Regions from separate parts of the Homo sapiens genome. Here region 1 is linked to region 2. A link is an interaction called in ENCODE POLR2A ChIA-PET data of the cell type or tissue named here. Cell type or tissue: B cell. All regions are shown on one strand.

Evidence for each region. ChIA-PET counts read pairs that join two places held together with the same protein. Peaks named below come from ENCODE experiments on the same cell type or tissue, not always from the same donor. Only the 100,000 strongest peaks of a DNase experiment are listed, where the experiment ranks them.
Region 1: POLR2A ChIA-PET joins it to region 2 with 7 read pairs; 2 of 35 experiments call an interaction of 5 or more read pairs at or near these places.

The regions. Positions count from the first base shown.
Region 1 is chr1:150,490,046-150,492,545 of GRCh38, forward strand. TARS2 (threonyl-tRNA synthetase 2, mitochondrial) reads left to right here. Exons shown (of 18, transcript NM_025150.5): 4 at 556-680; 5 at 1,349-1,466; 6 at 1,553-1,617; 7 at 2,366-2,444. MIR6878 (microRNA 6878) reads left to right here and starts at 2,300; the gene lies at 2,300-2,365. In B cell, no CTCF peak of the experiment used is centred here; no DNase peak of the experiment used is centred here.
Region 2 is chr1:150,155,953-150,158,452 of GRCh38, forward strand. PLEKHO1 (pleckstrin homology domain containing O1) reads left to right here. Exons shown (of 6, transcript NM_016274.6): 3 at 114-254; 4 at 959-1,063; 5 at 1,433-1,534. Among named protein-coding and RNA genes, the nearest start is that of LINC02988, 3.5 kb to the right of the region's middle. In B cell, no CTCF peak of the experiment used is centred here; no DNase peak of the experiment used is centred here; H3K27ac peaks cover 2,500 bases.

The DNA.
Region 1 (2,500 bases), 330 kb after region 2:
GGGTGGGGCTGGAGCTTCTATGCACTGAAAGAAGAAAAAATACTGGCCTTCTTTCTTTTCTATTCAGTCTTTTTTTTTTTTTTTTTTTTTTGAGATGGAGTCTCACTCTGTCACCCAGGCTGGAGTGCAGTGGCGCGATCTTGGTTCACTGCAACTTCCACCTCCCGGGTTCAAGTGATTCTCCTGCCTCAGCCTCCTGAGTAGCTGGGATTACAGACACACGCCACCATGCCTGGCTAGTTTTGTATGTTTTAGCAGAGACAGGGTTTCACCATGTTGGCCAGACTGGCCTCGAACTCCTGACCTCAGATGATCCGCCTGCCTTGACCTCCTGAAGTGTTGGGGTTACAGGCATGAGCTGCTGTGCCCAGCCTTTTTTTTTAAGCTTGTTACTTTTTAGTGGTCACCCCCAAAATCTAGGATCCCCATTTTGTGGTAGTTATTCCTAGAAGAACCATACCGGCTTTCCTACCAGCTTTTGTGAGGAAGAGCTCAGAGATCTAGGGGTTAAGGGAGAAGTTTATGAACTTGTGAACCCCTTTTTTGTGAACCCAGGTGTTCTGGCACTCCAGCACCCATGTCCTGGGGGCAGCAGCTGAACAATTCCTAGGTGCTGTTCTCTGCAGAGGTCCAAGTACAGAATATGGCTTTTACCATGATTTCTTCCTGGGAAAGGAGAGGTGAGTAATGAAAGGAAGGAGGAGAATGATTCTGGGATGGTTTCTGAGGCTCTTTTCAGGGGCCTTGGGCATGCTCCATTTGGATGAGGAAGCTGGAGGAGAAGGGTTTCTCTAGGTCTCAACTATGACATTAGTATCTCCTTCTGTGCTAGTCCATGTCCCTCTTCTAACTTTGCTTGAAATTTACCTTCTTGGCTGGTGCACATGTAGTCCCAGCTACTTGGGAGGCTGAGGTGGAAGGATCACTTGAGCCTGGGAGGTTGAGGCTGTGGTGAGCCATGATCTTAACCACTGCACCCAACTTGTGTGACACAGCAAGACACTTTCTCAAAAAAAAAACAAAAAGAAAAAGAAGAAACAACTTACTTTGTTACTTGTTAGCTTTCATAAATTCAAGTTTTACTTAATCGCCCTCATTACTATTGTTCTAACTTTGTCTATCCAGATTTCCTGCATTCAACTTTTAACTTCATGCATAGAGCTTTTTCTCCAGCTGTAATATCTGTTACCTGATATCCTATTTATATTTTCTCTGAGTTTGTCTGTCTTTGCCTATAACTCTAGATTTCTCTTGAAGGACAGGACCTTACCCGCTAGCCAACAGGTGTGTCACCCAGGTGATTGATGCACCTCATAGGATGCAACCCAACCAATTCTCCTCTTTCCAGGACAATCCGGGGCTCAGAGCTGCCTGTTTTGGAGCGGATTTGCCAGGAACTTACAGCTGCTGCTCGACCCTTCCGGAGGCTAGAGGCTTCACGGGATCAGCTTCGCCAGTTGTTCAAGGTGGGGTGGAGGGAAGAGGTGGCTCTTCCAGGACATCTTTGTGGGAATAAACACTTTTCTTCAATCTCCCTTCTACCTTTTTCCAGGATAACCCCTTTAAGCTTCACTTGATTGAGGAGAAAGTGACAGGTCCAACAGCAACAGTATATGGGTAAGAGTTGTCAAGATTAAGGCAAACAGAGAGGTGGGGAAGCATTGAAGAAGGCCAGAAATGCGATAAGGGAAGAAAGATAGAAGGTAATTTGTGTTGCTCCAGAAAAAGAAATGGGAATGGGAATTGATTTTTTTTTTTTCTTTTTTTGAGACGGAGTCTTGGTCTGTCTCCCAGGCTGGAGTGCGGTAGCACGATCTCGGCTCACTGCAACCTCCGCCTCCTGGGTTCAAGTGATTCTCCTGCCTTAGCCTCCAGAGTGGCTGGGATTACAGGCATGTGCCACCATGCCTGGCTAGTTTTTTTTTTTTTTTTTTTTTTTGAGATGAAGTCTTGTTCTGTCACCCAGGCTGGAATGCAGTGGCGCGATCTCGGCTCACTGCATCTCTGCCTCCCGGGTTCAAACAATTCTTCTGCCTCAGCCTCCCGAGTAGCTGGAACTACAGGCATGCACCACCATGCCTAGCTAATTTTTATATTTTTAGTAGAGACGGGGTTTCACCATATTGTCCAGGCTGGTCTCGAACTCCTGACCACGTGATCCACCCACCTTGGCCTCCCAAAGTTCTGGGATTATAGACATGAGCCACCGCGCCCTGCCAGGGAATTGATTTTTATCTGCCATTGCCCTCTCTCAGTAGGACAGTTCCTTTCTCTTCACCTCTTCTGTCAGCTAAAGACCATGAGAGGGAGAAAGCTAGAAGCTGAAGATTCTGAAAATCACTAACTGGCCTCTTCTTTCTCCTAGGTGTGGCACATTGGTTGACCTTTGCCAGGGCCCCCACCTTCGGCATACTGGACAGATTGGAGGACTGAAGCTGCTATCGGTCAGTTGTGGGACAGAGTTAGGTTAAGATTCCTATTTTGAGCCGGGCATGGTGGC
Region 2 (2,500 bases):
CGTGCCTCCCTCTCCTCAGGCTTCCTCTGTTTCCCAAGATGATCTAAACTAACAGTCTGGGTGGAGGGGCTAAATAATTTTATCCTCCTCACCTCACCCCAACCCTCCCCTAGGTAAAAGATGAGAAAAATATTCAAGAGGTATTTGACCTGAGTGACTATGAGAAGTGTGAAGAGCTCCGGAAGTCCAAGAGCAGGAGCAAGAAAAATCATAGCAAGTTTACTCTTGCCCACTCCAAACAGCCCGGTAACACGGTATGTTTCTCCTGCCACCTTGGCTGCTGGAACATGGACAGGGTTGGAGGGGGCAGGGGAGAACTCCTTCCCCTCAGTTTCTCTCTCAGCAATCTTGGTTCAGATTCCCTGAATTGCTCTCCTGCTGGCTTTTATCATTTCACCTGAGAATATTGTAGCCATTTCCTTCTTTCCAGGCAGGCCACCCTTTAACCTGTTCAGCCACAAAGATCATCTCTCTATATATCTCTTTATTTTTCTCTGTCTTATACACACACATCCACACATGTGCATATTTACATCCCTTAGAAGAAAATCCCTGTCCTTGTACCCTGATAGGTGGTTGAAGTTCTGAATCTAATTCATCTTGTCTGAGGGAACCCAGGGAAGTTATTCCTGTCACATTCTATTTCTTCAAACATTGAAAGATTTGTATTTTAATACCTATCCTTCATCAGACTTCCTCTAATTATCTCTAATACCATACTAATATTCAGTATCCTTCTTAGCTCCTCCTTGGTCATTTCTAAAACAACCTCCTAGCTATGCATTTTGCAGGAATAGAAGCTGGGTTTCCTTAAGTTATGGATGACTCTGGAAGCAGAATATCTCTCCTTCCTGGAGCTAGGTCTAAGAAAGTGAGATTATAATCTCTTATTTCTTCATTGTCAAGGTGAGGCACCACCTCTAAAACCCTGGCTGAAACAGGAATCTTCCCCTCACAGGCACCCAACCTGATCTTCCTGGCAGTGAGTCCAGAAGAGAAGGAATCGTGGATCAATGCCCTCAACTCTGCCATCACCCGAGCCAAGAACCGTATCTTGGATGAGGTCAGGGGGCTCACTGTGGGGAGAGGGAGGAACGCTGGGGCAGAGGGAACAGCTGTGACCCACTGAAGGGGGAGGATTGTGCAGGCCCCGTTTACTCGCTCCTCCACCAGCTCTACTTCTTTACCACCCTTTTAAAAGCCCTGATCTCTTTCTACCTTCTCTCCAAGTCTCATCTGACACCTCCTCTTCCCCGCTTCATGATGGGGGAGCCAGCCTTGGGTCAGCTTAAAGAGCCCCCTTCGTGTCCAGTAAATCCCCTTGCCCATTCAGAAGCAGTGAATGGAGTGGGCACATGTTCAGGCCTCGGGATGCTGGGTTGGGACAGCGAGTCGCTGAAGAGCACTCATGATTCACAGTACATCTCTTCAGGTCACCGTTGAGGAGGACAGCTATCTTGCCCATCCCACTCGAGACAGGGCAAAAATCCAGCACTCCCGCCGCCCCCCAACAAGGGGACACCTAATGGCTGTGGTATGTAAGACTGTAATAAACATTGCCAAAGGGCCAATTCTGTGTCAGTCCATCTCAGACAGAACTGTATGCCACCAGAGGCATTTGCGGGAGGCCTCCTTGATGCCAAGATCAAAGGCGAGGGAAGTCCTTCCACCCAATGCCTCTGCCAGATCTAAATCAAAAGGTTTTATTCAGCGCCCATTAGGAGTTCAAAAGTCCCAGCTCCCAGTAATGTTACCCTCTTTCGGAGAAAATGAGTTATACCCACAGGAAAATGAAAAATTAGCTACTGTATGGTGGCTGTCTTGATGGGTAACAACATGTAGTACCGCGGGTGTTTGGAGGAGAAAGGATCACAATGAACTCCTGAAACATACAACGTGCTAGTTTCTTTCATGCCTCTGAGCTCTTAAGTCTTCAGAGAGAGAGGCAGGCAGGTATAATGCAGAGAACACAGGCTTTGGAGTTAGAACCTGAGTTGGAACCTCACTGTAATCAGCTACCTGTGTGGTTCCCTGAAGTTGCATGTCTCCAACTGTAAAATGAGGCAGTAATCATGCCTGCCTTGAAGGGCTGCTGTGAGGAATGACTAAAACAACATATTTGGTATTGAATACTCATCATTTTTAGTATTCTGGAAATAAGAGAACAAATTTTATTATAAGGCAAGGGGGCTGAAGTGTGGGACTCAGAGGATGCAGATGGAGGAGGACAGTCGTGCCATGGGGAGCATCCTGTGTGCATCAGATGCAGTTTAATTGCTGAGAGTCCACAATACCAAGGAAGAGGGCGCCCCTCAGGAAGCTTATGGTAGAGTGGAGAATACAGGAAACAAGTAACAAACTAAATCACAGAAGAAGAAACATTCAAGTCACTATCAAAGGAATAAGAAACAGCACATTCAGTAGGAGGGTTCAGTCAAGAGCAGAGGGCTTTGCCAGGCAGGGGGGCTCACACCTGTAATCCCAGTACTTTGGGAGGCTG